Regions from separate parts of the Mus musculus genome. Here all the other regions are linked to region 4. Evidence: chromatin loops called from intact Hi-C (ENCODE). Cell type or tissue: heart. All regions are shown on one strand. Region 1 holds the start of Urb1 (URB1 ribosome biogenesis 1 homolog (S. cerevisiae)). Region 2 holds the start of Mis18a (MIS18 kinetochore protein A). Region 3 holds the start of Synj1 (synaptojanin 1). Region 4 holds the start of Cfap298 (cilia and flagella associate protien 298).

Evidence for each region. Peaks named below come from ENCODE experiments on the same cell type or tissue, not always from the same donor. Only the 100,000 strongest peaks of a DNase experiment are listed, where the experiment ranks them.
Region 1: it touches region 4 in a loop (2.5-fold over the local background); 19 of 42 quality-filtered maps call a loop at or near these places.
Region 2: it touches region 4 in a loop (11-fold over the local background); 6 of 42 quality-filtered maps call a loop at or near these places.
Region 3: it touches region 4 in a loop (4-fold over the local background); 10 of 42 quality-filtered maps call a loop at or near these places.

What each region holds. Positions count from the first base shown.
Region 1 is chr16:90,806,237-90,814,236 of GRCm38, reverse strand. It overlaps Urb1 (URB1 ribosome biogenesis 1 homolog (S. cerevisiae)), which reads left to right and starts at 3,824. Exons shown (of 39, transcript NM_029497.1): 1 at 3,824-4,038. The coding sequence starts at 3,897. In heart, no CTCF peak of the experiment used is centred here; a DNase peak (open chromatin) is centred at 3,716; H3K4me3 peaks cover 1,693 bases; H3K27ac peaks cover 1,066 bases.
Region 2 is chr16:90,720,730-90,728,729 of GRCm38, reverse strand. It overlaps Mis18a (MIS18 kinetochore protein A), which reads left to right and starts at 1,359. Exons shown (of 5, transcript NM_025642.1): 1 at 1,359-1,704; 2 at 2,371-2,437; 3 at 6,972-7,094; 4 at 7,980-8,000. The coding sequence starts at 1,458. It overlaps Gm17518 (a long non-coding RNA gene), which reads right to left and starts at 1,310. Exons shown (of 2, transcript XR_876238.3): 1 at 1,059-1,310; 2 at 1-410. In heart, a CTCF peak has its summit at 1,430 (motif pointing left); a DNase peak (open chromatin) is centred at 1,359; H3K4me3 peaks cover 1,986 bases; H3K27ac peaks cover 1,664 bases.
Region 3 is chr16:91,007,854-91,015,853 of GRCm38, reverse strand. It overlaps Synj1 (synaptojanin 1), which reads left to right and starts at 4,546. Exons shown (of 32, transcript NM_001164483.1): 1 at 4,546-4,761; 2 at 5,685-5,830. The coding sequence starts at 4,664. Paxbp1 (PAX3 and PAX7 binding protein 1) reads left to right here. Exons shown (of 18, transcript NM_026110.2): 18 at 676-1,817. The coding sequence ends at 793. It overlaps 4930404I05Rik (RIKEN cDNA 4930404I05 gene), which reads right to left and starts at 4,605. Exons shown (of 3, transcript NR_028368.1): 1 at 4,535-4,605; 2 at 387-605; 3 at 1-38. In heart, no CTCF peak of the experiment used is centred here; a DNase peak (open chromatin) is centred at 4,593; H3K4me3 peaks cover 2,537 bases; H3K27ac peaks cover 1,432 bases.
Region 4 is chr16:90,932,035-90,940,034 of GRCm38, reverse strand. Cfap298 (cilia and flagella associate protien 298) reads left to right here and starts at 5,186. Exons shown (of 7, transcript NM_026502.2): 1 at 5,186-5,453. The coding sequence starts at 5,315. Synj1 (synaptojanin 1) reads left to right here. Exons shown (of 32, transcript NM_001164483.1): 32 at 1,001-3,938. The coding sequence ends at 1,795. In heart, no CTCF peak of the experiment used is centred here; DNase peaks (open chromatin) are centred at 4,954 and 5,634; H3K4me3 peaks cover 2,286 bases; H3K27ac peaks cover 1,571 bases.

The DNA of each region.
Region 1 (8,000 bases), 130 kb after region 4:
AGACTGGCCTGTGGGCAGGTTTGTGGAGCATTGTCTTAGTGTTAATTGATATAGGACGCCCCAGCCTACGGTGAGAGGCACTGCCTCTAGGAAGGTGGCCCTGGGTGAGCCTGTGCTGGAGCCAGTAGGCAACATTCCTCCATGGCCTGGGCTTCAGGTTCTAGTCTGGGTCCTTGTCTTTGCTCTCCTCAGTAATGGATGCAACCTAGATGTGTAAGACCAACAGACCCTTTCTTCTCCTAAGTGGCTTTTGTTCAGAGTGTTTTATCACAGCAACAAGAACAAGTAGACAGCAGACTTGGGAGGAGTCTAAGAAGACAAACGTCACCTACACTACAAGTGTTCTAAAACCAAACCAAGACGAGCTTCACATGGTTATTTTATTCTACGTAGAACAATAGGAATATTTTCTATTCCTCCTCAAGTTTCTTTCTCAGAGAAGGAAAAAAAATTGACAAACTAATTGTTTCTGCTTTTTCTTTTTTTTTTCTTTTTAAACTACCATTTCAGTAAGATATCGACGATGAAATAACCTGGAGTTTATGACCATGATGCATTTATTGTTCAAATATTTCACTTAATTACCATATGACCTTTTAACTTCTCACCTTGGATTCTTGGTGTAAACTGTTGGTCTTCACAGAACTTGTCAGCTTTGTTACATCCTTAGTGACCCTTTAGTGGGGTAAGTGAACCGTGTTATGCTTTCTTGAATCTATTATCACCGATTACAAAAAGCAGTGCCCATGGCCGCTGTTGGTGGGTGTTGGCCTTTTGTGGACTTGGACTGAGTGCCCAGATGCCCATGGGTGTTCTCTTTGCTCAGCAGGCAGAAGATCTGTCTGTCCTGATCTCAGTAAACATCGCACTAAGACGCATACCAACTGAAGAGACCAGGACTGGAATCAAAACGAAGACAGGCATCATGCCTCTGATTTCTACACTCTGACTGTGCCAGTGAGCTCTCATCAAGGCGAAAGCTGAGACTATCAAGAGGAGCTCAGCTCGGGGCCGGGGATGTAGGTCATTGGTAGAGGTCTTGCCTAACATGTTTGACTCTCTGGCTTTGAGTTCCTGCACTTCAAAGCAGTAGCAGAGATAATACCGTGAAAGCATCTCTCCCATGGACGATGATGCTATAACTCTCTTACTCTGCATCCATGATAAACAGTTTAACGTGAACTTGTTATGGATTCTGACTGAGCAGAACTAGAATTTAAACCAAGGTGAAAACTCGGGTCCGTGCATTCATTCATAGTCATATCCAGATACTTACTAAACAAACATTTGTTGGTCCAGTGTGTGTTCCAGGCAATGGAGGTGGAGCATCTGAGCTTGGTGCCATTGTGTTTGGTGCACATTAACAGAGACTATTCTGTATCTCCAATAAGTAAGAAAGGCAAAACAAAACAAAATAAAGGACGGTACAAAGCCACAGTGAAGAATGGACAGGAAGTCGGGTGAAGTGAACATCAGAGTCACTGAAGGAAGAAGAAAGTCAGGAAGAAGCTTCAAAGGCTCTGAAACGGATAGAATGTTCTAGAATAGTGATGCTCAGCCTTCAACAGAACAGAGAAAACTTGGGAACTGTTTGAGGGTTTGGGCCCCAGATGCTGACCCTACCTGGGGAGGTAGAACATTCGAGAGCGTAGCTTAGGTAGCAGAAATGAGGCTGGGAGTGGGCCTTGAGGGTGATATCTACTGGATGTGGTCCAAATTTTGTTTCTACCAATGTATGAAAAGTGTGAGGCAAGCCCCTACCTCCGTGGGTGAGTTGCCCCAGACACTGAGTCCTCCCTACCATAACACATTGACAGTTTTTAAAACTTGTGGCCAAAGTAAATTCTTCTCCCATTTCTGCCAGGTTTTCAGTCACTGTCACAAGATAAGTAACGGCCACTGAGACAAATAACACAGGGCTTCTCGTGGCAGGCTAGCTCACTGTCGGCTGGTGAGCTTGGCATTGGGCAAAGTATCAAAGACCTGGCCTAGTTATTTAGAGGACTGCTCTGAGCCAGTCTCAAACATCCATCTGTAATTCTGAGTAATTACTTGCCATCGGGTATCCCTTTATCTAAGGCTAGGATGGACAGGGGCAGCTTCTATGTAATTGAGGCTAGGATCCTGAGTACCCTGGTAAGTTCCCTGGTCTCACTAATTCTTGTGGGTTTAAAAAATATTTTGTGAGCTGTGTGTGTGTGTGTGTGTGTGAGAGAGAGAGAGAGAGAGAGAGAGAGAGAGAGAGAGACTTGCCACAGCATGCATGTAGAGGCCACAAAGCAATTTGTGAGAGGAGGTCTCTCCTTTCACCGTGTGAGTTCTGGGGATTGAGCTGAGACCATCACCCTCCCAGCCACACCCCCACCCCCAATTATTTATAACTTCCACTAGTACAGAGAGATGATAATTTCCCCCAACATCACATAAGCTAAACTCAAGGCTTTAGACTGTTTCTTCCTTCTTCTTGCTGCCTTTTGTTTGGGTCCTGGTGAGTGTCAACATGGGCAATTGGTCACAAGTCGGTCTTCAGCCTCTTCTCTCAAAATTATTCATGGTTTTAGTCATCTTCATTTTTCTGACAGGCCCGGGACCTAGGGATTCCCACAGATGCAGTTGTTTCTGTAGGCTACAGGCTCAAAGTCAAAGGCAAGTGTTGTTGTTGTTGTTTGTTTGTTTGTTTTTCTCTTAGGGACTCTAAAATCATAGGAGTGACAGGGACCACATTCTTAGATGCTTAAAAGATACTTGCTTCCAAAAGTGTGCCTTATTAGACTAGAAGAATATGACAGAGAATTTCAGAAACCATCGATTTCCCAACTAACAGGCTAGTTTGGAATTTTAAATACATACCAAGATATTGATAAGATCTGTTTTTTTTAATTATGCAACTGACTGTTTTTACTTTCCCACATTTTTGCCAGAGCATTGAATGCAGCCTGTAAATCAACAGCTTACAACAAATAAAAACTGTATCGTACTCTCTGTCCCCTTAAAGCAGTTCTTTAAACATTACATTACTTGCCGTTCTCCAGCCCAGGACTGGGGAGAGCCGGCTTTGTTGTCTCCTTTTTAACGAGGGTGCTGAGATGCGGGCACTGTCCAAGGAGGTTTTCTTAAATGCTTGCTTTCTTTGATCGCCCCTGGCCTTCAGCACCACAGAAGGAGTGCATCAAGGTTTGGGGGAAGCAAGCGTGGATGGAGGTTACTTGAAATGACATCTAACCAGCCTAGGCCTTCTGGCTAGGGTTGTGACAAAAACTGGGGATTCAGGGTTACGGACACTCTGGACCACATTCCCAAGCTAGGGCTTTTCAGAGGTAAGTCCACCTGATGTCAAGCCCTCGGGAATTCACCCGGCTTACACTTACACGCAGGGGGCTTGAACTGAGGAAGTATCAATCTCATGAAGTTGTTCAAAGGATATCATTAAAATGCTCAGAGATTTTTAAATATCTGAGCTCTTTGTGCTGCTCTTTGTGGGTCTGGGAGTTCTTCCTGCTCAGGGAGTTGCGGGAGCAGGGGAAGCATTTTGATCCATCTGCCCCAGATTGTTGCAGCTAAGGGCGGGTATGTGATTTTTCTTTGCAGGCAGAGCACAGCCAGAGAACCCTTGGGGAAATCCCAGGCCCTACAGGCCCCACCCAAGCACCAAGCCACGCCCACACCACCCAGAGACACGCCCCAGAAGGCCCCGCCCCCAGGTGTTCTACCTTCTCCACGCCCCCTTCAGCAGGCCCCGCCCCTTCCGCCCTTTCTCACCCGAAGACCGGCTCTTTTACCGGCTTCCCCTCATAGGCTCCGCCTTTCCTTCCAGTCCCGCCCCTTCCTTGCCGCCGGTGCTTCCGGTCGCGTGGGTTTTCCGAGGGTGCCGTTTTGCTGGCCCGGTGGTTTGGGCCATGGGGGTCCCCAAGAGGAAGGCGTCAGAGGGTCCCAGCAGCGCGGCGTCCCCCGCTGGCACAGTCAAGCGAACGCGAGCGGAGGAGTTCACGGGCGTGCGGTTCAAGACCCTGCTGAAGGATGCGCAGGGCCCAGGACCGGGTGAGTGGGAGCGGACTCCTCAGCTTCGGGGCAGTAGCCGGCACAGCGGCGCCTCGGAGCCCGGCTCGGAGTTAGTCAAGAATAGTTCAGTGAGATAGCTTGCTTGGGCTGTCAGTAGCCGTTCCCATAGTAACCAACTGTCAACCCTGATAATGGCGGGATGTCACGTGTAACAAGTTCCATAAGGACCTACAACTAAATCGAGTGACTAGGATTGTCCGGACCGGTAACCGAGAGGGGCCAGATTCTGTAATTTAATTTCACTCGCTGCAGAGTGTGACACCACTTCACAACGACTTCTAATCGTGCAAGGAGTACATTGGTTGTGAGGAGAACCACAGTTGAACATGTTACCATGTTCAGACGTCAACGCGGTGGTAAAAACAAGACAGCGAAATATTTCTCTTAGGTTAACAAAACTACAAAGTTAATAAACTATCGCAGGGCTTGATGGTTCGTGCCTTTAATTCAGCACTTTAGAGGGAGGAAGAGGCAAGAGGATTTCTGTCAGTTGAAGGCCAGCCTTATCTTCTTAGAAAGTGCCAGACCAAGTACACCTTGACTTCCAACATTAGAAATATTTGAAGATTAAGGATAGAATTGGTGCCATCCTGACAGTGTCATGTTGGCAGAGCACTCCTGACTGCTGCTGCTGCTGCCAGTCCAAAGAAGAGTAAGCTGTCCGTCTCCCTGAACTGCCCTGGGCTAACTCAAGCCAGGGGACTCGGTAAACACTATATAGTGAGACCCTGACTCAAAAAGTATTCTCAGCTAATGTTTTTCTTACAATTTTTATTTTTAAACGTTTGGTGCCTCGCCTTGGTCGTTTGCTTAGAAGATGACACCTTTGCTAGCACAGAATTTAGCGCCCCACACACTTATTCGATATTTAATTGCAGTTGCTGTTTGTTAGGTAGAGATGTAATGGGCGAATAAAACCCTGGCACAGGTCTTGCCATTGCAAATCTGATAGTTTGGGAAAGCAGGTGACCAGCAAAGTCACATAGTCACGGGTCTTCCAGAAGGAGCCAGCTATCCATTGTGCCTAATGGGCCTGGGACCTTGATCTGTGAAATCAAAGAAGGCTTCCCCAAGGAAGCAGGTTTTTCATGAGTTGTAGAATTGTATAGGGAAAGGAGCCTTCCTGGCAGAAGAAAAGCGCCAGCTCGGTTCCTGAAAGGCTTCTGTCTACATTTCAGGGGACAGCTAGGTTGGCAGGTACATGACTAATGAAGTGATTGAAAGACGTTGCGAAGCTGAAGTCAGTGGGTGAATGTGGGAGTTTGGAGATTTTTATTTGACTATAATGTCAGGATTTTTCTCTCCCTTTCCCTCCTTGGTACACATTGAGTTCCTGTCATGGGAATGCTCTCAAGGATTGGATTGGTGGGTGTGTGTTGGGGATTTTTAGGTTGCTCTTGCTGTTCCCTTTGTGTGGTGGAGAGGAGCTTTGGGATTCAGTGGCAAAGGCTACTCAGTTGAGTAGTGTCAGCAGTAGAGAGATGACTGACCAGTGAGTCGGGATTCTAGATCAGAAAGGATCTGCTCAAGTCTGGTTCTTCAACATACTTGCCCTTCACTGGTGACGGGGTAAGTGTTATCCCTGTTCCTCATTGCAGTACCAGACAGGCCCAGTCTCCTAGATGTTCCTCCCTCCTTGTGCTCGGTCATCCCTTGGCTCAGTGGTCTCCTGTGTGTGTGTCTCTGGAGTCTGCAGTTCCACATGTACTTCCTTGGTGGTCACTCTAGTCCAGGCACCATTAGCCTTTCTGTGATAATGGCCAGAGCTGTCCAGGCTTGGTGTCTTTTCTACATTTGTTTCCTTGTGTCCCATCACACATGCAAGACGAGGTGACCTTTTAAACTGCCAGTCCGCTCCTCTTGTGGCATCCTGTGGTGCCATCCTACTGCACTTTAATAGCCACAGTTATCACCACTAGTCCATCTTGCCTTCCTACTGCACTTTTTTTTTTTAATTCTTTTTTTTTTCTTTTTGAGACAGGGTTTCTCTGTATAGCCCTGGCTGTCCTGGAACTCACTCTGTAGACCAGGCTGGCCTCGAACTCAGAAATCCGCCTGCCTCCACCTCCCGAGTGCTGGGATTAAAGGCGTGCGCCACCACGTCCGGCCCTACTGCACTTTTAATAGACAAAGTCCTGACCACTAGTCCATCTTGCCTTCCTACTCGTTTGTCTCCATCTTAGACCTACTCCCTACTCCCAGATACCAACCCCAGTGTACCAACCCACAATGTGTCCCCGTCCCCCCAGCCTGGGACTTTTCACATCAGTGACTTGAAGCACTGTCTCACCCCTGTCCCCCAACTCATTCTTTTAGTATCAGGTGCAACCTTACTTAGGGACGCCTCCCCGGCCCCTGGTCAAAACCACATTCTGCAGTTATAACCTCTTAACAACCTTTCCCCCCCTCTTGTCTGCAAAGCACTCACCAGTTTGTGGTGTGTGTCTAAGGAACTAGTAGGTCCTTAATACATCTCTGTGTACCTTTGGATACCATTGGTTGTACCACGTTGGTGGAGACCATTCACCAGCATATCCCAGGTCTGTTGTATGTGGTAAGAGCTCAGAAAACAGTGACTGGAAAGATGGCTGTAGAGCTGGCAAGTATAATAATAGACTAGAAGCTCCCATCTTAGAGCACCTTGCACTACCTGGAGGTTTAGTCTGGAAAGTGTCTCTTTAAGAAAGTATTAGCACCACTCTCTGCCGTGGCAACCCTTACTGTTTCTTGGAGTCTATGTTTGCTGCCCTGAAGAAGAGGAGTTGGTATCGTGAGTGACTCTTGGAGACCTGAGGGATAGAGCCACTGTCACTCTGGGCCACCTCTGTCAGATGTGGTACTTGCTCCCTGTTGCACTTGGCTGTGCTGCGGGAGCCTAGGAGACCTGAGGGATAGAGCCACTGTCGCCCTGGGCCACCTCTGTCAGATGTGGTACTTGCTCCCTGTTGCACTTGGCTGTGCTGCGGGAGCCTAGGAGACCTGAGGGATAGAGCCACTGTCGCCCTGGGCCACCTCTGTCAGATGTGGTACTTGCTCACTGTTGCACTTGGCTGCGCTGTGGGAGCCTAGGAGACCTGAGGGATAGAGCCACTGTCGGCCTGGGCCACCTCTGTCAGATGTGGTACTTGCTCACTGTTGCACTTGGCTGGGCTGCGGGAGCCTAGGAGACCTGAGGGATAGAGCCACTGTCACCCTGGGCCACCTCTGTCAGATGTGGTACTTGCTCACTGTTGCACTTGGCTGCGCTGTGGGAGCCTAGGAGACCTGAGGGATAGAGCCACTGTCACCCTGGGCCACCTCTGTCAGATGTGGTACTTGCTCACTGTTGCACTTGGCTGGGCTGCGGGAGCCTAGGAGACCTGAGGGATAGAGCCACTGTCACCCTGGGCCACCTCTGTCAGATGTGGTACTTGCTCACTGTTGCACTTGGCTGCGCTGTGGGAGCCTAGGAGACCTGAGGGATAGAGCCACTGTCACCCTGGGCCACCTCTGTCAGATGTGGTACTTGCTCACTGTTGCACTTGGCTGGGCTGCGGGAGCCTAGGAGACCTGAGGGATAGAGCCACTGTCACCCTGGGCCACCTCTGTCAGATGTGGTACTTGCTCACTGTTGCACTTGGCTGCGCTGCGGGAGCCTAGGGCAGCAGCGTTCCTTGAGAATGTTTAAGGAGCGAGTACAGTTGCAGGGGAAACGCTACACGCAGTAGGAAGTGAGGTTGAGAAGGCCTGAGTGTGAGCAGAGGCCACCCAAGTGCAGCGGGCTTCGAAGGCTTTACTTTGTGCTGTATGCAGTACCAGCATCAGCCCCTTTAGACTTTATGTAAGCCCGGTTAGGTGGCCCCTTGCTCTTGCTCATGTTGTAGATAAGGTATCAGAACTCAGCATTCAGTGACCTGCCCACCACCATGGAGCTAATAGGCAGTTACTCTAGGATGTAGGTC
Region 2 (8,000 bases), 210 kb after region 4:
CTCCCCTCCCTTGTATGTGGCCATATCCTTCTGACTATTAGTTAAATACTTTAATGTGTACAAACAGATTCCCCAGCTTATAACCAAAATGCTAAGAGTATGGCCAGGTAGCATCAGGGTCTACAGCAGGGTCCCACTGCTTTGCTGTAATCTGCCTATTGGTGTACCTTCCAGTGTATTTGCAAAGTCTGTTGGTTTATGGTATTCTTTGCTCCGTTCCGTCTTGGCACACCTCAAGCAGGACCACAGGATTCCTGGCGGTTAAAGGTCGATACGCCTCAGGGACTTGTTGAAATAGGTTCCAAAAGGAGTCATTTCTTTGCCTCTGGGCTGGGCTGTTATCCTAGCATGTGGGAGGCTGAAGCAGGAGGATCACTGTGGGTGAGCTACATAATGAATTCCTGGGCAGCCTGGACAAAAAAAAAAAAAAAAAGATTCAAAAAACAGAAAGTCAAAATCATATTCAGAGAAGGCAAAATAGCCTTTCTAGTTTCCAGCCTGGTACCACCTCGGTCAGGTCAACGACTTAGGATTTGAAACTTTTTGCTAGTGGCCAGAGATACGAAAATAGGTGGTAAGTGTGATGTAGTTTAGTGAAGCGAACTGGGTAGTGTGACTGGGGGGGGGGGGGGGGGGGAGGGGGATATGGTGGTCTTTGCGTGTTGTTTCTTACTGATGCATCCAGGCTGTTCGTGGTGGCGCGCCTTCCCTCTAGCCTGTGGTCTTTGAAATCAAAAGCTGACTTTCTTTAGACTGACCGTCCTTCCCGCCCTGGAGTAGGGTGAACCATACTCTGACCCAGACACACGCCCACTCTGTAGCCACAGCGATGCTGTCCCCTCCAGCTTCTCATATTTTTTCCTTGCAGTGCTAGTCTCAGTAACGCTGGGTCCTTGAGGCAGGGGGCGTCTTTGGCTCGCCACAGACCCCTGTTTTTTTCTAGATGTAGGAAAGCGGGTCTCCGGGAGCAGACGGGCTAGAATCAGAGATGTGACTTGCAGTACACCGCTTGGAATTCCTGGGTCCACTTTCGGCTCCGTGAAGATGGGTCTGCTTACCCAGCACGGGCATGCCCGCTAACAGTGTGGAGGAACTAGGTGAGCTGCTACTCATTTAATTCGAAGCCTTCAACTTTCTCAGCAGCGGCGGAAGGAGCTGAAATGCCCGCAGATAGCACCCCAGCACCCCAGTTCACCAGCTTTCGCTCAGGAAGACCGCAGGACGCAAGCGCAGTGAGCGCGGCTCGCGCGCCGGTCAGATGGCGAGCATGCGCCTTCGATGCAGTCGGGCCCTTCTTCAGGTCCCACCCCTTCGGGCGGTGCCCCGCCTCTTGCACCTTGCGCATGCGCAGAGGTATTATTCCCGTGAGGTTCCGGGGCGCGGCAAATTCGTATGTCATGGCTGCTTCCTGGTCTCTGGGATGTTCCTTGACCGCTTGTGGTTAAAACCGCCTGGCTATGTCGAGCGAGTCCCCCCTGCTGGAGAAGCGTCTGTCGGAAGACTCGAGCCGCTACCTGCGGCTGCAGAAGTGGGCAAACATGTCGAGCGCAGACGCGTTAGGGCTAGAGAAGGAACGGCCTGAGGAGAAGGCGGCCGCGGCGGAGAACCCGCTGGTGTTCCTTTGTGCCCGCTGTCGCCGGCCACTGGGCGACTCGCTCACCTGGGTGGCCAGCCAGGAGGACACCAACTGCATCCTGTTGCGCAGTCAGTTCGGGCCGCCCTCCTGCGTCGGGGTTTCCTGGGGCTGCGGGGGCTGGGGTGGGGACGAGAGCTGTCCCAGCAAACCGCAGGAGAGGCGTCCCTGTGGGTGGCTCACGAGTGACAAGTTTTTTCCTGGGTCTTCCATGCCCCCCAAGGGCAGCGGTTGAGCGTCATCCTGACGTTTTAGGAAGGTGCTTCCTTCAGGGGAGTGTTTTCACATCTGACGGACTCTGTCAGCTGCTTTGGGGACTTAGCTTAGTGTCCTTGGGCAGTCTGTTCAACTGCTTGTGCCTCAAGTTTCTCGTCTCCAAAACGAGGGATAATGATGGGATAACGGGGACGATTAAATAAGTGTATGGTATATGGCCACAGAGTAGGCGATGTCTTTACTGGGTGAGTCCCAATGCTCTTCGCTGGGTCATTTTGTTTATCTCTTAACCCCACTGGTTTTCAGAAAAGGATGTGAAGTAATCCTTGTTCCACCTCTTCTCCCAGAAGGCCCCCATCCCTTTAGTGCTGAACCACGGGAGTACCCCACTTCCCACCAGTCTTTGGGCTCTTTTTTTCCCCTAGTCCTCTAAAATACAAGTTAAAGTTGAGTTAAAAGTTCCTGTCTGCAGGTGTGTAACAACAAACCACACTAACAAAGTGTTGCGACTCTCTTTCCAGGCGTCTCCTGTAACGTCTCTGTGGATAAGGAACCGAAACTGTCCAAGTGCAGAGATGAAGACGGTTGGTAAGTAAGATATTTATGTGAATATGTGAGAGAAAATTTTATTTTATTTATTTATTTTTGGTTTTTCGAGACAGGGTTTCTCTGTATAGCCCTGCCTGTCCTGGAACTCACTTTGTAGACCAGGCTGGCCTCGAACTCAGAAATCAGCCTGCCTCTGCCTCCCGAGTGCTGGGATTAAAGGCGTGCGCCACCACGCCCGGCTGAAAACTTTAATTTTAAGGAAAAATCTTCTACCGACCGTTCTGTGAGATTGCTTGAGATATAACTTTTCATGGTAATTGAATGCATTGAAAAGAAGAAAGGATCCATTATTTGATGGTGATAGCCCCTTAAGATCGGAAAGTGGGAGTTTCTAAGATTCTGAAAGTGTATTTAACACTGATTTTTAGGGCTCTGAGTTTGGTGCCAAAGAAAATGGAAAGTAAAGCAGAAAATATCTATCTTAAAATCTCCAAGTTGAAAGTGTCCTATTCCTGTCCCAGTGCTGCCTGTCTCTTCCTTGTACTGGCAGACAGAAAATACTAATACAGAGCCCACACCCACAGCTGACTGGGCTACGCAGACAGGCCATCTGTGGCTGTAAGTCACTAGTCCCAGGTTCCATGTGCTGGGGCCGAGGGGACAGATAACTTGTCACGGCTGACTACTAACTAGTGTTGGCAAGTGCTGTCCTCAGCAGACTGAGTAGAAAGCTCTGCCTTTTATGTTTGCTACCCCAGAGAGGAGCCGTGTCTTGCTGAGGTGTAGAAACTAGTTCAGGTAGTACCTCAATCAGAGAATCAAGAGGTGGGACTGACTTGAAGGTTTTAATAATGGTTTTAGTAATATTCGAATATAAGTGTTATAGAAACTGGCAGGGAAATTGCATTGACATTGATAAAGATGATATGGGTGTGACAGATTATGTTGTTGGCAAGTAGCTGATTTCAAGCTTGGAAATCTCAATTTCATATATTTTTAAATTTATTATTTTCTATGTATGAGTATTTTGCAAGTATGTATGTATGTTCACCATGTGTGTGCCTGGTGCCTAGGAAGGTCAGAAGAGGGCATTGGATCCTCTGGAACTGGGAGTTACAGACAGTTGTGAGCTGCACTGTGGGTACTGGGAGTTGAACTTGGCTCTCTCTCTACAAGAGCAGCCAGTGCTCTTAACCATTGAGCCATCTCTCCAAATCTCAACTTTAGGTGATATTTTATTTTGTGGCCAAAGGCTACGAGCCCAAGGAATTAGCTTCCCCTCGGCTAGAGCACTGATTACAGTAAGTCTTACAGGGATCGGGGCATTGCCTTCCTCCCTCTGAGGTGTTCTGCTTCCCGTCTTGAGTCTTTTAATGTCAGCTCCTTTTCCATGTGTGTCAGGTCTGTGTAGCAGGTCCACTCTTCTGCACTGACTGTGTTCCCACTGACCAGGCTTCAGATTGGTAGAGATTTGAGAAGGAGCCGCCTTTCCCTGTCAGTGATCTGGGGTTACTTGAGCTCTTTGCTTGCATGGCCTCAACCCGTTGTTTGTATTGCCTTAAATTGTCTTGGGTTTGTTTCACCAGGGCCCTGTGAAATACTGTGTTGCTTTGGGATGCTTTTACGTTTTTCAGAAGGTCCTTTCTACTGAACATCTGGCTAAGTCATTATAGTGGTCAACGAAGGCATGGGATGGGCTTCAGAAGCCGCCTATAGAGCTAGCAGTACTATCTCTGTTTTCCTGATTTCTGTCCTTTACCGAGGAGGGTCTTACAATTGAGCCAGTTCTTGTTTAAAGCTGCTTTATAGTGCCTCGTGTTGCTTCTCAAGTCTTGTTCAATGATAAGCTGAATTGGGCCCAATGATAGTGGCCGCTTACTCCCTACTGTTCCCCAAGGGTGTTCTAGGGTCTGGATTAGTGTGGACTATGATAAAGAACCTATCCTGCCTAGTTCTATGTTAGTTTAGCTCTATCTGAAGAGGAGGAGGGAACCTCAGTGAGGAAGAGCCTCCATAAGGTTGAGCTGTAGGCAAGCCTGGAAAGCCTTTTCCTCACTAGTGATCCATGGGGAGGCCCAGCCCATTGTGGGAGGGGCCAGCCCATTGTGGGTGGGGCCACTCCTGGGCTGATGGCCCTGCGTACTGTAAGAAAGCGGGCTGAACAAGCTAGTAAGCAGCACCCCTCCATGGCCTCTGCATCAGCTCCTGCCTCCAGGTTCCTGCCCCCTTTGCGTTTGTGTCCTGACTTCCTTCACCGATGGACTACAATATGGAAGTGTAAGCCCAATAACCCTGTGAGCTGCTGTGTAGATTCTGGGAACAACTCAGGTGCTCTGCAAGAGTAGTGCTGCTTTTAGGCTCTCACCCAGTCCCTCAACCCCAAGATATATCGACATATCTTATGGGAAGTCTTTTAAACACACCATGGAAACAATACCGAATGAGTGGCAGATAGCTTAACCAGTTCTATCACTAGTGAAATTTTACCTGGTGGTGATGTTTTGACCTTTGTTCCATATGTTGTTGTGATAATTAGAAAGCATCTCCATGTCTGTCTTGCCTTGCCTGGCTCTTCAGTGGCTCCCTTTGGTATGATGTCAAGAACAGACACTTAGTGGTAACAGGTCCCATGTGAAGGAGGAATTAAAATACTTTGAAGTAATAACCCATTGTCGTGTACATTCCAGTACTTTAATTAAGAGTAGATCTAGCCGGGCGTGGTGGCGCACGCCTTTAATCCCAGCACTCGGGAGGCAGAGGCAGGCAGATTTCTGAGTTCGAGGCCAGCCTGGTCTACAAAGTGAGTTCTAGGACAGCCAAGGCTACACAGAGAAACCCTGTCTCGAAAAACCAAAAAACAAACAAACAAAAAAGAGTAGATCTAAAAATCCAGTAAGCATTTGGTAAATGTTGGGACTGTAGAATGGTAATTTAGGTACATTAATTTGCAAGGGCTTTTGGGAGACATTGGACTGTGCGGACAGTTTAAAGATGTGAGCGGGCACAGAGGGAGAGCCAGATCCGTGGAACAGGAGCCAAGAAGACTGGAGAAACAGTTACGCAGAGAAATAACAGAAACTTCAGTAAAATGCCGTTAATCGCCTGTATTGACACGTCTCTAGTTGATAGTAAAGTGTTTATGTCAAAGTACAGTGTAAGGAAACAGGACAGGTCTAGCATGGACATGGCAGATGCATGTCAGCGACTGAGGTAACTAACTGGTCATGGTGACACACATCTACAGTCCCAGCACCTGGATGGTTGGGGCAGAGGACCAGGAGACCAAGCTGATTCATGGTGAATACTCCCCACCGGGCTTGTGCAGTTGTTCTTGCCATGGGGCATCACCCAACTGTGCAGAACTTTTGTCTGAAAGTCTGCAAACCCACTGCCTGCTCCTGGAGCAGAGTTACAGACTGGCACGTGGGTTGGCCATGTTTTTATTTGTTTCTTTATTTTCAAGACGGTTTCCCTGTGTAGCCCTGCCTGTCCGGGAGCTTACTGGATAAACCAGGCTGGTCTTGCCCTCAGAGATCCACCTGCCTCCCAAATGCTGGGATTAAAGGTGTGTCCCACCATTCCTGGAGGTCTGTGAGTGAGACTGGTTCTACGGCTACAGTACAGGGTTAATGCTTACATCAGACACCAGGTGGCTTAAAAGCCTCAAATGCATATTCTCTGCTTCATTACAATAAAATTGCCTCTTTTCCTACCTAGAATATTAATGATGGGTTGGACATTGTAAAAGACATGCAGAATCTGTGTTTTTAAATTTGGACCTTTATAAGCATCCATCCATCTGTCTGTCTGTCTGTCTCTCTCTCTCTCTCTCTCTTTTCCTTTCTCATCTTACTCACTGCTCCCCTCCCAGTCACCCCCTCCCACAGTCCTTCCCCCACTCTCCCCTCCCCTTCTCTGAGTGGGTGGGGTCTCCCCTGTGTGTCCCCACCTCCGTGGCACATCAAGTCTCTGCAGGGCTAGGTGCATCCTCTCCCACCGAGGCCACAGATGGCAGCCCGACTGTAAGAACAGGAGACCCAGAATCTTTTTGTTGCTTTTCCAGATTTTAAGTAGTTTGTCTCAGTACCAGATCAGGGACTCAGTTCTGGAAAACCCTGGCTTGGCATTTGTGTTGCCCAAGGTGGTGCAGCCGAGGGCGGTGCTTGTAGTTCTCCTGAGTCCTCCTGCCTTTGTTCTTCCTCATCTGTGTGACTCGATGTGTCAGAGAGAAGCTGTGTGTGCTGATGCAGCCTTCTCACCCACCACTTGCCACAGGAGGATGGGGTAGGAGGGCTGGCCTACAGAGGAGGCGTGTGTGTGCATGTGCATGTCTGCCTGCCTGCATGCATGCTTGTGTGCATTCGTCTGTGTGTGTGTGTGTGTGTGTGTGTGTGTGTAGGTCAGGGACTCTTGTTTCACTGTGTGGGTCCTGAGATTGAATCAGGTTGTTATGCTTGGCAGCAAGCACCTTTACCTGAGCCATCTTGCCAGCCCCAGCTCATGGGTTTGAGCAAGGAGGGTTCTTAAAGAGATTGCTGCTTTCTCCCTAAGCAGTGGTGCTTCTCTGTTGCAGCATCCTTGAGGCGCTGTACTGCACGGGCTGCTCCCTCAGCCTTGGCTATGTGTACAGATGCACTCCTAAGAACCTGGACTACAAGCGCGACTTGTTCTGCCTCAGCGTTGAAGCCGTTGAAAGGTAGGTCTAATAGATGAGCGGCTGCCTTGTGACTGGTTCTCACAGAATTAGGTCCTCAGAAGCTGTGTGACGACAACAGTACAAAATCACCACCGTTAGGTTCATGTGTGTTCTGGAGTAACAATTTCTGATGGTAAAGAATTTATTTGGTATTGGAAAAGACAGATAGTAGATTGTAGGAGGAAATGTATGACCTTTCTTTGAAGTGAAAAATCAATTGAATTTTTTGTTTATTTATATTTTACTTATTTTGTTTTGGTTTTTTTGAGATAAGGTTTCTCTGTGTAGCCCTGGCTGTCCTGGAACTCACTAAGTAGACCCGGCTGGCCTCAAACTCAGAGGTCGGCCTGCATGTATGTATGCGTGCTGCATGTATGTATGCGTGCTGCATGTGAGCCTGGTTCCCGGAAAGCCAGAACTGGAGTTAGGGAGGCTGAGCTGCTGTGTGGGCGCTGGGAACCAATCTCAGCTCCTGTAGGAGCTGTTAACTTCTCACTGTCTCTCTAGATCTTGATAATCAAGGGTCTGTCCCACAAACGTGAAAATATCGAAGTCTCTTCTGGAAAGTCATATAAAGCAAGCAGTGGCTTCTTAGGTTTGCTCTGCTTGTCCTTGGGTCTCCGGGTGTCATGCTGTTTGGCCACCTGACTACCTGAGGGGGAGGCTTATTCCAGTAGTGACATATTTCTAATAGAAAGTGAATACGGAGGGCTATCTGGCCCAAGCCTCGGGAGGGGTGCGTTTACAGGGTCTCTATGAGGAGAGAATGGCTGTGTTTAGTTATTTGGTGCTCAGAGTAATGGACTTAGAGCTGCCATTGTGAGCTGCTATAATTTGATGTTTATTCCTCTTCATACTTTAACTTTGTAATGCACTGCACCTCAGTTACACCTTAGGGTCCTCTGA
Region 3 (8,000 bases), 76 kb before region 4:
GGGTTTCTTCAAAGTAAGGCAGAGTACTTACGGCAGGGCTGAGAAAGAAAGCAGAAATAGGCTTTAGTGGATGAATTTAGGAGTTGGAGGCTGCCTCTTGATAGGTTGGTGAAGTAGAGTTTGTGTTAAGCTGTGCTCCAGAAGGACCTGGACTGTATGGCTGGGAAGGAAGCAGACAGCGCTCCAGGGCGGCTTGGGATCACACTGGGGTTCTTTGTAGATATTAATCAAAATCATTTATCTAAATGAAGTTGTTTTATTCTGTATATGAATGAATTTCCTGTCCCTGGACCAATCATTTACACATGAGTTTTGTTTTATGTGGCTAGATAACAGATTAATTTTTTCTCATACATTTCATGTTGTTTTGAGAGTGACATACATACCTGTCGTGTTGCCCGTGGGGCAGTCAGGATGGCTTCCAGGTTTTGGTTCTCTCCTCCCACTAGTGGGATCTGGAGAGTGGCTCCACAGAGGTTTGGTGGCAAGCATCTTTGCAGGTGAACCATATGCCAGCCCTGCAGATGCTGTAAAACCTGCTGTAGCGTCCACGTCTTCTTCTCCATACGTAAAATCCATGCTTGGAAGGCTGTACTGCAGATTCTCTAAGTTAGTGTAAAATCAAGAACAAATTTTATCTCAATATAATATTACAAATTTTGTTATCTCTTTCAGGGAAAATATAAAACAGATAGTAAAACTTCTTGCAAGCGTTCGGGCTTTGGATCACGCTATATCTGTTGCAAGTGACCACAATGTGAAGGAAGTCAAGTCTCTGATTGAAGGAAAATAGATCTGCGACCAAAAAGTGTTTGCTTTGCTGCCATTTCCAGTGTGTACATTTTGTATATATGTAAAGTTTCTTAAACTGTAATATACTGATTCTTGTTTTAATACAAAAACATTATATTAATACCGTGTCCTTAAATGTGATTTCTTGAGAATGAAAGGAACTCAGATTATTTCTAGGAGTCTATGGATGTTTCTTTACTGCCTGTCATATTTTGTTTATGGAAGTATTTTATATGGTCATTAAATTAACTTCGTTTACGTATGCTCTATAAATGATGAGTGTTTAGTGTAAGTTGTATAATTTTGCGTGTCTGTGTGTGTGTGTGTGTGTGTGTGTGTGTGTGTGTGCATGTATATTTATACCACCATGGATTTTCATGCTGGAAATTTTGCAGTGTTTTTCTACAGAGGAGGCTTTTTAACAGCAGGAACTTACCCAATAGCAATCATCTTAGGGAAATACTGCACTGCAGCAGCTGAAGGGCTGGCAGGTGATGACCTTCACCCCCCACAGTGACTGCTGTCACTGTAGTTGTGCTGCCTTAAAATGAAAACTGAAATAAGACTTTGTCGTTGAGTGAGTGTGGGACTTCTGGGAGTCTGCCCTGGAGGCAGCTGTGGGTTTAATACGAGCCTGAGGCGACATATGCAGTAGTGTGGGGTAGGATGAGCCACAAACTAACTGCATGGCCTGGGCTGACTGACCTTTCTCACTATTGTCTTCCCTGCCCAGCTATAGATATGCATTTCTTTAGTCTATCCTGTTTTGAATCCCACATATGTGAGTTATATATGCAATAAAGAACATGCCTTGCTGATCAGACACACCCAGGCAATTTACTATCCATGGTATTCTGTAATGTTTCTACCACACTGTAAATACTCAGAGAAACTTGTTTTAAGGTTGATGCTTTCTGATTCTGTGATTTTCAGAAGAGTAACTTTTCAGAAATTCAGGACTATCGTTTGAAAAATATATATGTAATTAAGCTTTAGCCAAGCATTAAATTAATTTTTAAACACGCCTTTTGTTGTATCTTGCTGGTGACTAAGTTCAGAGCATACATACAGTGGTTCATATGGTGAGGCTGTTAACAGGCCAGTGTGCACTTGGACAGTGTTGTGCTCTCCTTTCTCCATCAGTTCTGGAGGTATTATGACTTATCTCCACATATTCATTAAGGATGAGGGTTGTGTTTTTTGTTTTTTGGTTTTTTTTTTTTTGTCATTGTTGTTGTTATTAATCTTTCTTGGCTCCTAAGGGAAATTAAATTTCAGAGCACTCATTCTCATGAATTAAAACAAACACAAATATGTATTTGGGCCTTAAACTGTTTCCAAGCCCATCAGTATAAAACCACTCTTCCTATATCCAGCTTTAGTAATTGTTTGGATAAGCTCCAACTGCCTATGCTAACACTTAGGAACAGGCTTGGACACTGTCCTAGGAGTCTGATGCAAGGTGAATGGAGACCAGAACTGCATATAGAAAGTGCTCGTTATGTCTCGACGAGGTTGTCACTCCTGAATGAGTAAAGAGCACTAAATATGGAATTCTCAGCTGCCATAACACTGGTATTTACTAGCTGAGTGTCTTAGAACAGCTACTCTCTTGAGTGCTTAAGGCCAAAAACTGGAAATAACTGTCACTGGAATCATGTATCTTATAAAGGTTCTCAGCTCAACGTATAGATTCTAGTGGTTTCTGGTGCACCTGGGTTTGTCATAATTCTCCATTCTACCATTTGTCTTCATGCCCCTACATGGGGACCTGATTCCCCTCTGCCTCCTTTGTAACAAACGGTACCTGTGATTTCGTCTCGGTCTCTTGTATAACCACAACAGTCTACCAGATATCCAAAACTTTTTTAGACTCGGGTCACCCAGTCATCTGTCGTTTGCTAGCGACAAGAATCAGGGTATGAGCATTCTGACAGCCTCACCATTGCTCAGTTCCAGTCAGCACAATTGGCTTCTTTGCAAAGCTTTAGACTGTGCCTATATATTTTGAGTTAGTCTACTATAGACACTGGTTTGCTAAAACGTGCAGCTACTTGGATATGTTGTAACAATAATAAATAGAAAAGGGACAATAAGGAATGTTCAAAGGTCACTAGTATGCTTTTCAAATCTTGGGTTTATTTTATAATTAAAAATGTATTTTGAAAGGACTTGGGAAAGCTAAGACCTACCACTGCTGCTTTAGCTTAATTTGAAGAAAGACATTATAACAGAAGCTTGGACCTCCGCTTTCTTAGTTCAGGATACCAAGAATAGGCAGAAGGCTGGCTTTAGAAAGCGCTTAGTGCCATGATTTCCACCTTGACAAAGAGTTTTTGGTGTAGTTTCACAGGGATTCTTGGTGTGAAAAGAATGATGGGGTAAGCAAGTTTGATTACAGCTCCACTTGGGGTAATTTCAGTTGTCATAAAAAGGTTCATCCCTAGGGCTGGGGATGCCCCCCAGCTTGTAGAATGCCTGCCTGGTACGCATGAAGCTTTGGGTTCAGTCTGTCACCACGTAAACCAGGTATGGTTGGCACACTAGCCTGGGCTCTGTGCTACTTTGTCTCAAAAAACAAAAGCTACCTCCAAAGTACTACAATTCAGTGGCCAGCTCTCCTGAACCCGTTTTTGTCGGTGCATGTCATATACAGTCATCACACTTAAGAAAAATCCCACTCTCAAACATCCCTGTTTTATTTAAAGGACTGTCCCCACCTGAAATGGACACTTCTTGGGAGGGAAAAATGGCTAACCACAATTCACAGCAAGCAATTGTTATTATAAGCTTGTGGTTACTGTAACCACAACAAAAAAGTAAAAGTTGTTCTTAGGAGACTAAGTGAAAAGATCTAAGAACTGAATCCAAGTGTGTATCTCCTTGGCTGGAGGTGGCTTCTCTTGTGTTTAGTTTGCTTTTAATATTTTAAAACTAGGGTGGATTTGTCTTCTCTAAAATAGAGAAGCGTTGAGTCACATGACAGCATGTTAGAGGAAATGTTTTTATGCAATACGTCATATTTAAATTGTGCTTTTGGGAAGAAAGTAAAAAGGGGAAGAGGCTAGGGGAAAGCAAAGGCAAATGGAACATGATTGCCGTGCTCCTTGGATTCTCAATTCCTCTCTAAAGCCCCAGGGACTACAATGTCCTCCCATTTTTGTCTCTGAAGTATAGGCAGAATAATTCTGCTGGACACAAGTTTTAGACATAATGTCTCGTTTAAAAAGATAGTTTGAAACAGTGTGATGCCCTTAGTTATAAAATTCCACGGCTGGCAAATCGACAGTGACAGCCATGTTTTGTTTGACTGCCTGGAGTTTCTGGTTGCTGGCTTCCCCCACTCTCCACTGCATTCGGTTGAGCACTCTTCCATCGCCCCTGGAGCTCGGAGAACACACTGAAACAGCCAGGGAACAGCCTCCTGCTGCCTCCCTGACGACAGACACCATGGACAGCTCTTCGAGCGCCACCCAGCCGGCGCGGGGTGCACACCGTCCCCCGCCTCGCACTCGCCCATCGCCCATCAGGTCTGCGGAGGCGGCAGGGGGTGGTCCTGATGCCCGACTCGAGCACGAATCAACACGGGCTCCCCCAGCTCTTTCCTGAAGTCCCTCCCTGTCGCCCGCGGGGAGGGCAGAGCTACAGGGCTCCACGCGAGGAGGACGGACCCTCCCTCTGCCGGCTCCCCTGGCCGTGCCACCTTCCCACTCCCGGGGCGACGGAGGCTCGCTTCACGGACCCAGGACGCGGCGGCCGCAGGAACCCGGTGACCAGTAAGCGCCCTGCTCGGCAGCACGGTCCCGCGTGGGCGGAAACGGCTCCGCCCTTTCACCCTAAGGGGCGGGCCTTCCGCCTGGGCAGCGGCGCAATGCGGAAGAGCTGGACCTGCTGGAGCGGAAGTGACGCTTCGGGCGGCTGTAGCGGCGGAGGCTGCGGGAGAAGGAGGAGGAGGAGCCGGAGGAAGAGGTGAGGCAGCGGGCGGGAGGGCGGGGGGCGGGGAGCGGCCCGGGCTCTACCCAGGGGCAGCCGGCCGGCCGGGTGGACGCTTCCTGAGCGGTGGCGGCCGTCGCAGCCGGGTCGCAAGCGGTGAGAGGCGGCCGAGGGCCGAGGGCGGCGGGTTGTGTGGAGACCCCGGGGCTGCGGGTGGCTTGCCGTGACAGCGGCTGTCACCCAGCGGGCGGGAAAGGACCCCGTCGGCACAGGCTCCCGGGTATCTCTGGCGGTGCGTAATGGAGGCGCTGAAGCGCCCGGTGCCTCAGTTCCCCCCGGCTCCCCGGGATCTCGTTGAGTGGCGGTGGGATCCATTCGTCACGGTGAGCTTCGTGACTGGGCAGGAGGCGGCAGTCACCTGTGTGGCTTTCCCTGCCCTTCGCCGCCGCCCTGGAGAGTCCGCGGTGTGATAATCCCGTCCCTCTCCGGCCCCCTCAGGAGCTTTGAATCAGCCTGATTAACCTTCCCTCCCATCCCCTTGCCCATTCCGCCTAGGGATCGGCTTGAAGTTTCCCCATCAGTTCCCTTCCCGTAGTGACAGATCGTGAAGCAGGAAGCCGATAAACAACCCCAACTGAAAATACGCTACAGATTTTCCCTTTGGGGAAACATAAATTAAATGGGAAATCCACCTTATCCAAATCAGGACCGACGGTGCTAAAAACCCCTGCCTTGTCCTGCCGTATCTTGAGAACTGGACGCGTTTCCTTTTGCCTTTTGGTTAAGAAAAAAAAAAAAAAAGGTGACGCCTTATCTTTTGGAATAAACCGTTCACCCCTGAGCTCTCTTTTTCTCTACCCCCAACCCCCATCAAACTTGTCAGTGAGGGACCTCAGGAGGACGCCTAGCAGTCCTTGCAGCAGAAGGAAACCTCAGGTGCATTGACTTGGTTTCCACAGGGCTGCCTCTGAAGAAAGGAGAATGGCGTTCAGCAAAGGATTTCGAATCTACCACAAATTGGATCCCCCACCGTTCAGCCTCATAGTGGAAACTAGGCATAAGGAAGAATGTCTCATGTTCGAGTCTGGGGCTGTGGCTGTGCTCTGTAAGTCACGTGTTTTCACCTGCCCGATTCTGATCTCTGTTTTGGTTGTAACTCGCGAGTTCAACAGTTTATAAAAAAAAGGTTCTTGAGAACCTTCTCCCTGAATTTGATCTTCTGAGCTTTAGCGTACGGGTTTGTGCTTTGGCTTAATTTGAATGAAGCCTTATTTTCTGTAAACTGAGATAGCTTAGGGTTTTTATTGGGGTGATGGTGGTGCAGGGCGGTGCAGATTTTGCTGCTGGGAGTTTGTTTTCCATCTGTTCTGCTTCTAGAAGTTTATCTTTTTGTAAAATGGTGTTGCAATTTTGTCTTTATCACATTAACCCAATAAGACAGCTTGCATCTCCTGTTATACCCAGAATTTTGTTAGTCAGATTTAATAGGAATGGTATGATCTGTGCATCATACATCAAACCCTTATTTGTTTATTTATTTATTCAGGTGTCCCTTGTGCTCATGTGTGGTATTGGTGGGTCAGATTCAGGGCTTCAGTCACTCTAGGCAAGTGCTGACCATCCGCTTCTCCAGCCTAAGCTTTTATATCTTTAATAAGAATTGCAGACAGCTCCTAAAATATTTCATGTGACATATGTGCTTGATTTCATATTATTGAAAAATGACCTTTATTTTAAAAGGATTACTTATTGTACCACACAAAATGATGTTTGGGTAAATTTGTGGCAGATAGATGAAAATAAAAGGACTAATTCACATTGTGTTTCGTTCATTTTTTTTTTTTTAATTTAGTCATTTATTTGTGTGTAGGTAGGGGACAAGTGGAGATCAGGACAGCTTCTGGGAGCTCCTCCTACTATATAGGCCCCAGGGATTGAACTCAGGTCTTCAGGCTTGGTGGCAAAAGCTTTTTACCTGCTGAGACATCGAATGTACCCCATGCTTCATTCTTAATACAAGACTGGGGCAGACAACCCCAGTTTGGGATTGTCTCAAGTATTTGTTTTAAACAGATTTTCTAATGGTAACTACTTGTTCTTTTATTATTATTATTATTATTATTATTATTATTATTAATTATCATTATTACTTTAACAGTCTATTAGAGTTATAGCTGGGACCTTCATGATATAGCCAATGCCACTGAATTCCAGACCACCACCCCCTCCCCCTTCTCCTGAGTGCTGAGAATACAGGTGTGCACTACTGTGCAGGATTGACCTTAGGGCTTCATACATGCTAGGCGAGCACTCTGCCAACTGAACCACACCCCCAGCCCTCTTATATTTTGCTCAGACTGTTTATTGAACATGATGTTTGGACTTAAGAGATGGTCAGTTGGTAAATGCTTGCCATGTGAGCATGCAGGTCTGAGTGTGATCTACAGTCCCTTCATGAAAGCCTGGCAGGGCGTCACATGCTTATAATCCCAGCACTGGGGAAGCAGAGGCAGGAAGGTCTCGGGGATCTCTGGTCAGCTGTTGTGGTCAAGTTTCTAAGATCCAGATTTGGCATAAGAATCTAACTCAGAAAATAATATGGAGAGCAATAAAGGAAGATGCTTAATCAGTCTCTGGCCTCCACGCACGCGCACGCACGCACGCGCGCGCTTAAATGACATATTTACTAGTATAAGCCTTAAATAGTTTAAATACTGCTCTTTAGACTCAATAAGAGCATAAAATCCAGACTTATGCATATATGATTTCTATGTTGGTTCAAGTGTAACCTGACTGAAATAGTAAAATTTTATTCTGGTAGAGAAAATGATAGTGACATAATGAACAACCCTTAAGCAAAGATTAGTATATAACAAATGTCTGTATTCTTGGTGTTTCCAGTAATATGATTTAAAGGGAGAGACAAGGGGCAGACACAATCTAAGAAAAAGTTTAAGTAATATTCAGTATGAACTTCAGTGTTCCAAATTGGTTTTTATGTTATGTTTTATTAAAGCATATTGGTTATGTTTTAATAAAATGAAAAATGCCATGCTCCAGTGTTAATCTCCATAATGTGTGTCATACTGTAGATGTGCTTATAGTATTGAACACTGAAATAAAAACATGAGGCCGGAGGGGCTTGGCTAGTAATGTAAACTGTTATCAGCTGCTTGTGTTTGGTTGACATTACTTGATGTATTAATGTTGTCTAGATACAGTTACAAATGGGAAGTCACTGCGGACTTGCAAGTTATGACTTTACCTGTTTTCAG
Region 4 (8,000 bases):
CCAGTGCCTTCTCTGTAGAAGGCACTGCTGATGAGAAAGCACTGCTGATGCCATCACAAGTCTCCAAGTCTTACGTAGATCTAAGTTATTCTAAGGTGAGGGTTGGTAATGTAGGCCTCACTGTAATTGGTAGTCTGATTTCAGCTGAGCCTTGTTCAGGCCAGCGACTATCCTCCATTAACCAGCTTTATAGTCAACAAAGGGATTTAGGAAGAAGTGCAAAATTTTTATGGCCATGAAGTGAACTCTGAAAATTCCTCCCATGGCCAGTGTATTCAGAGTCTCCTCATTTATTTTTTTTTTTTTTTTAGAATCAGTGCTCATAGAAAAATGAAATGTCCCCTTCCATTTTAAATCATCATTGGAATGAGTTATCTGTCTTGCCTGACAGGGTGAGCAAGGTCAGTTAAAGAAGCTTATGTTATTCAGTGAGTAAGCTACAAAGGCAAACTGTCATTAAAAACTGAAAGAAAGCTTTGAAAATTCACTGCCAAATACAAAAAGGGAAAGTTCCCATTTATAGCTTTGAATTTATGAATATATTAATAAGTTATCTTTTATTCATAAAATTGAATTTCTATAGGGAATTTAGATGAAACATATTTTCATAGATGGGTATTGGAAGTTTATTATGCATATTTAGTAAATGCTCTTATATGTTTCTTAAGTTTTTGTTAAACTTTAAAAGAACAGAGCATGAGCAAATTCATCATTTTGTATAATTCTTTTTTACCATTTCAAAAATCGAATGGAAGAAATTATTCCATCACATTTCTTTGAGATTTAACAACCATGGATTTATCTAGTTATGAATTCTTAACATAATTTTACTGATTTTACCCTATTTATTAAACCACCAAAGCAAAAATTCTATATAGGTACTTTTTAGTTTTTAAATTTGTATAATTGCTCAAAAAAAAGGAGAAGTAATAAAATTAGGAAGAGAAGGGAGTAGTAATAAATTTTAAAAATTGATCATTCAGTGTTTATTCTTTTCCAGGTAAAAATAAATGGCATTTCTGGTGTCAAACAAGAGCCAACATTGAAGAGTGACCCATTTGAAGATCTCTCACTTAGTGTGCTTGCTGTATCAAAGGCTCAGCCTTCTGTTCAGATTTCACCTGTTCTAACCCCAGACCCAAAGATGTTGATTCAGTTGCCTTCTGCATCGCAAAGTCAAGTTAACCCTTTGAGTTCTGTAAGTTGCATGCCAACCAGGCCTCCAGGTCCAGAGGAAAGCAAGTCACAGGAGAGTATGGGCAGTTCTGCAAACCCGTTTCCCAGCCTGCCCTGCCGGAACCCTTTTACAGACAGGACTGCTGCCCCTGGAAACCCATTTAGAGTTCAGTCCCAAGAATCAGAGGCAACTTCTTGGCTCTCCAAAGAAGAGCCTGTTCCCAACAGTCCCTTCCCTCCTCTCATGCCTCTCAGTCATGACACGAGCAAGGCTTCAAGTTCGCTTGGTGGCTTTGAGGACAATTTTGATCTGCAGAGCCAGTCTACAGTAAAAACAAGCAACCCCAAAGGATGGGTAACCTTTGACGAAGACGACAACTTTCCTACAACAGGAAAGTCAAAGTCAGTTTGTCCAGACTTAGTGGGTAACGCGCCAGCTTCATTTGATGATGACTGGAGTAAAGGTGCGAGCGTTTCTTTCTGTGTGTTGCCAGCCAGAAGGCCACCACCACCACCACCTCCTGTCCCTCTGCTACCACCTGGCACAACCTCATCTGCAGGACCTAGCACAACCCTGCCATCTAAGGCACCTTCCACATTGGACTTCACGGAAAGATAATTAAGTAGGGAGGGCGGGAGTTTCTCCTCGTGTGTTTGGCTGTTTGTTTCTGTTTTGTCAGGGTGGATCCAAGAGAATGGGGCATTAGTCAGTCATGTGCAATAAATGATCAGTAAGAGCACTGATATTTATATAAAATACCACTGGAGGATGTGGAGAAAGCTGGAATTTGTGTATATCAGAAATAACAAAGACATCCTCTTATTAACTGGAGTTCTACTTTTTCTCTTCAGATGAATAGAATAGAGCAGGAACTATTTTTAAAAGTGCTTAAAACTACTCTAGAAAATAGTCCTTATTCGCATAGTCACATAAAAATCACGTAAAGCCCACACAACTGCAGCTGACAGGACTGCAGCCCATTGTGCTGTTGAGGATTGGTAGTCATGGATACTTACCAAAGAGCTTCCAGAGTTCTGGTGAGATTGTTGTGAAAGGCATCACTTTAGTCAAAAGGTCTGTGTATGTGTACACTATGAGTATATGTCTGTATTTATGCACACAAACATGTATACATCCACATACTTATAAAACTTGATATAATTCAGATCAAATTTTACCTAACAGTTCTGACAATGTCCTTTTTTCAATATCTGTCAAGAAGATGGCCGCCACCGGCTGTGCTTTCTATATTTTGACTGATTGTGCATCCTGGAGTAGAATAATCCCTTTAGAGAACTGCCATTTCCTATTATTCTCTACCCCAGCCCTTCAGAGTCACCCTCATTACCTTCCTCCTCTGTACCTCTATGATGCCTTTCTCTGGGCATTTACAGTTGGCCGTCTGGACGTGGTCGGTCACGTGGACAGATAGAAGAGTGGGCGCACACCACCAGCTTCACGGAGGAACATTGTCCGTGTGCTCTTTTCTCTGCGTGGCCCTTTGCCCTTCCATACCTTTCTGTTTGCCAGTTGCCTGGAGCTCTGCTTTCAGCTGTTGAGTGGTCTGAATTAGGAACATGTCCAGTGTATGTTCTCCCATGTAAGAGGCTACATAGCACATCCATGATGCTGCTTTAAGGCTTTAGAGGCTATACCTCAAATTAGCTGTGGATTTTGTCTCCTGCACTGCCAGTATGCAACTGATCTTACGTTTATTAATTTTGTGGGAAAAAATACATGGAATTTTTACAAAAAAACAAAAACAAAAAACAAACAAACAAAAAAAAAACAAAACAACAAAAACATAGTATTTTGATATCATTAGTTAAGCCAGTCAGAAAACTCCCTAAGCTATTGTTTGGTCAGTTGGTTGTCAGTCAGCTGAAGTTAAAACATCCTTACCCATTAAGACTTAATGTTCTCTTTATATAAAAAGAGAGTTATGTGCTTACACCCACGTTCCTACATCTACCTACCTGAACCTTTAAAGATGTGTATTGTAAGATTAGAAAGGACGTATGGCTGCCCTCACCTCCGTGTAAAAGCACAGCAGGCTGCATCGCACTTCTCTCCTAGAGCAGATCTGTTAGGACAGAGCACCTTTGCAAATGCTCAGTGTTATCACAATCCTGTGTTTATAGAAGTAACTCTGCTGCAGCCATCACTCGCTGTTAGCAATAACTCTTGTGAGTTTTAGATCGTGCTTGTTGGGGTTCTAATCATTTCAACAGTAGTAGCTTTTAAACTGCAGTATTACTAGAGCAGTGTGCTTCAAAATGTGAATTAACTTGTTGAGATTGTGGCTGTAACATCTGTGTGAGTAGTGTGTATGGTATCCACTCCCCATTAGCAAGCTAATCCACTTTAGAAAACTGAAGCAGTGTGGATCGCAGCCCTGAGCAGTGACTCCCTCAGGTGTGAACCACTGTAATGTCTGCAGAGCAATAGCTCTGCCTTGTCAGGAAGTCTGGTAGCTGCTGAAACGCACAAAGCAAGTTAAAGTTTGCTACAAAGAACTCGACATCGTGTGTATTTGCCAGGTCTGGTCAAAGCAGAAAACAGACACTAAGAATCTCTGTGAGTCTCTGTTCTCTCTAGTAGATTGCTGTTTATATGTATGTAAGAGGTTTATCGCTTATGTGGCATACAGTATTTATAACTATATACTTTATAGAAGTACAGTATTAAAGTTGCTGGTATACATTCTGTACATATCTTGTGAGATGTGCTGTCATATGAAATAAATATGTCTTTATCACCAGCTGACTTCTTTACTCAAAAGGGAAGAGGTTTTTTTTTCTCTCTATGCATGTGTGCACTCCCACATTCGTGTGTGTGTGTGTGTGTGTGTGTGTGCACATAATACATGCAGGGAATAAGAGGTAGTTTATTCTGAAGCCAAATTTGAATGAATGACCATGACAGATTTGGGTTACCCCAAATTCCATGTTCACAAAGTTTTGTAGCTCTCTAAGACAAAGTCGTAAGTCATGGCAAGTTTAAAATACATTGGTGGAAATGCCAGAGAGGCATATACAGTAAGACGAAGTTTTTCTTTAGTTACCAGATGCTATTTGACGATATTCTTAACTTTTGGGTTAGTGAAAGCTACGTTTATAGATTTCAGAGCCTATATGCAAGTTATTTCTGACCCATAGGAGGGCAATGGACGTCTGTTCTAGGAGCTATAGCTAACAGAGACAAGGTAATCAGTCTGGACCCGCAGATTCACAGCCTCTCCACATCACTGCTGTTTTTATTACACAGCTTCTTTCCAGGAATTTCCATTGGCAAGTAAAAAATTTAATGTGCCATCACCACAAACAAACAAAAAACCCTCACCATTTAGCGAAACTATGAGTTTGAGATCATTTCAAAGCACAGGTTAATTTTCTTTGCTAATTTTCTTTACTCCTCTATTTGATTTTCTTCCATCCATTTGTTTTCTCTTTATAACACTAAAATGGGATCCTCAGCTGTGTCTGAGCGCCCTGGAAGAACAGCGCTGCGCCCGCTTGCCCTATCTGAGATTGTGGGGGACCGAGACTCCATGGGACGGGCGATAGACAGCTGTGGAACTAAATGAGCTCTGCACAGCAGCAGCGCTCCCCACTTTTTGACCGGAGACCCAAAGCAGAAGGCATTTCCGGAAGCGATCCGTGCCTGCGCGAAACCAGTCTGAGTTTGGCGGCGGCTATGCTCCCATAGTGCCCAGCGCTCGCTCTCATTCTTAATCCAGGAGTCGCCATGCTCCTCCAGCGGACATCTCCCGAGTCCCCGGACCGTCCGCACAGGCCTCTAGCTGTTAGTTTGGGTTTTGGTTGCCCGGGCAACAGCTACTTCCGGGAGCGGCGACTGTGCGGCCCGCACAACCTGTTCTTCAGCGCCTCCGGCCTTCCAGGCGCGAGTTCTAACTGGGCACGAGCTCAATGTTTGACTGTTGCCCCTGGCAACAGCCACTTCCGCGAGCGTGCGCCGTTTTCTTCATCCCTCCGGGCTGAAGCGTGAGCCGCGTTCCACGGTTCCTCCTCGGAGCAGCGGTTAATCTCAGGCTGGTGTGGGTCCGGCCGACCCGGCTCGGGCCTCGTGGTCCCTGCCCCGCAGCCTTGCCACCTCGGCGGCGCCTCTGGCGCAGCCATGGTTGTGCTGCACGTGAAGAGAGGCGACGAGAGCCAGTTCTTACTGCAGGCGCCCGGGAGCACGGAGCTGGAAGAGCTCACGGCGCAGGTGGCCCGCGTCTACAACGGGCGGCTGAAGGTGCACCGGCTCTGCTCAGGTGCGGAAAGGGAGGCCGGCGGCTTCGGGGTCAGGGGGCAGCGCCCGGGGTCGCGAGGATTTGGGGAGATTTGCCGTAGCCCGGGGTGGGAAAGGAGCATCAGGGTTGACCGGGGATGAAAGACCAACGGCTGGAGGAAACCCAGGCTCGCCAGCCAACCGCCGACTCGGAGGAGAGCAGCCGGGATGCCAAGTGAGGCTGAGCTAAGCCGGGATTTGGGCTTCCGGGAAGTGCGAACGTACTGGGTCGAAAGGTGGCGGGACGGAGCTGAGGGATCGGGGACGGTGGGAGTTGTCAAGGGTGAGGGTGGAGTGAGTGGTGGCTGCAGGGAAGGGGGACAGTTTGAGACGCTAAAAGCCCTGGCCCTTGAGTCTCTTCGCTTTGAAGCCGCCCATGAAAGTTCTCACCGGGAGAGCCTTGGTGTTGTTTTCTGTCTCCTAGGAAACACATGATTTTTACATTATAGAGAACGCCTTAAGACCCGTTTTATATATATAATCAAACTTAACTGCTTTCAAAGAAGGCTCAATATTAAATGACATATTAAAAGTAAAACATTTAGGGGGTGGGGGGAACCTCCGGGTCTTTAACATCATAAACCGAAAGTGTGGGGCAGCATGTAAGAACTGCATGGGTGAGCCAGGCGGTGGTGGCGCACGCCTTTAATCCCAGCACTTGGGAGGCAGAGAGAGGCGGATTTCTGAGTTCGAGGCCAGCCTGGTCTACAAAGTGAGTTCCAGGACAGCCAGGGCTATACAGAGAAACCCTGTCTCAAAAAAAAAAAAAAAAAAAAAAAAAAAACAAGAATTGCATGGGTGAATCTACACAGAGGTAGGCACTGAAGCAAATACCATGGAGGATCACTGCCCCTGGCCTGCGCCTCACGACTTGCTCAGCCTGCTTTCTCATACCACCCAGGACCACTTGCCTAGGGGTGATACCACCCGGAGAGTGCTACCCCCCCCCCCCTTACTGTCATTGAGAAAATGCCTTACCTACAGACTTGCCTACAAACAGTCTGAAATAGACATTTTCTCAGTTGAGGTTCCTTCTTCCTAGATACGTCTATGTTCATGCCAGGTCAACAAAAGCCAAGCAGAACCAATTGCTTCCTTGTCAACACCAATCGACATATCACCATGAAACCATAACCCTCTCCTTTTTGTTTATCCCCAAGACCTTATTAATATGGATATCTCAATATAAAACAAATTCCAACTTTCAGAAGTTCCACAGGCTTTTAAATTTTTTCACTTTAAAAATGCAGTCTCTTTCAAAGTTCAAACCTCTCTGTAATATCCATTACCGGGCACCTGTAAAAAGACCTAATCTCACTCCAAGAGGGAAGACCATGAGCGCACTCGCACTGGAAGGAGAACTGAAGTGCAGCCCTGTGAAGCTCGCTGTCAGAGGTGCGGGACTCAGGGTCTTCTCCGCTCCCTCTGCTCTGCAGGGCCCACAGAACACATCTCACAGGCTGAGGCTGGCTCCACTCCGTAGCTGCTGCTGTCCTTGGTGGTCATCCCATGGTGTTGGCATTTCCAAACTGCCGGAACCGCAGGCTTCCCCTTACCAATGGCACCGATTGCCTCTTGGCCTCTCTTTGGGCTCTCTCACCCTGCATCATGATGCCAGGCCTCAGCCTCTCTCCATGATCCTTTCAATCCTGGGGTTTCCCTGAAACTGAAGTTTGACCTGGCCTCTTCCTATGCCCAGCCTCTACTGTTCTCCATGACTCTTCATGCCCTCACAATCAGTACCATCTGGAAGGTGCATACACTTGGCCAAGTTTGGCTGCAGGCATGAGCGGGCTTTGGCCCCCTCTAGACAACAGCTCTGTCCGTTGACCCTCAGGAAGCTTATCCCAGAAGGTTTTTGTCTTAACGATATTGTTATTTTCTTAGTCACAGCTGATCTCAGCCCTGGCAAGGGTTTCACACTGCAGTGGTTCTGGTCTGGTCTTACAGCTCTGGCTGAGCAGAACCAACGGGGTGGGTGGGTTGAACTCAGAGATCTGCCTGCCTCTGTGTCCCAAGTGCTGGGATTAAATGTGGGAAGATTCTTAATACAAAATACCACACGAATGGCCCAGGTAGAGTCTTGATTTCCCTCTTGACGTTCACAGGCAAACCTGCATCATCTGCCCTGCTCTCTGCCTTGGAGCTCCTCCAATGGCCCAGTGAGTGCTGAGGGCTCCGTGGCTTTTCCAGCACAGAGTTCCAATGGTTAGGTCTGTCATGATGTGCCATGGTCCTCATACCAATTCCGTCTTCAGTAGCTTTCTGTAGCTGTGAAGAAGAAAGAAAACAACAGTAGAAATGAAGGAAGCAAGGAAGGAAGGAAAGAAGGAAGGAAGGAAGGAAGGAAGGAAGGAAGGAAGAAAAAACCACCATGACCAAAAACCTTGAGGAGGAAAGGGTTTTTTTCATTTTGACAGTTTTAGTTCCTGAGGGAGGTCAAGGCAGGAAGCTGAAAGGAAACCCCTACTGGCTTGTTCCTCAGGTTTTGTTCATTCTTTGTCACCCCAGACCATCTGCCCATCCAGTG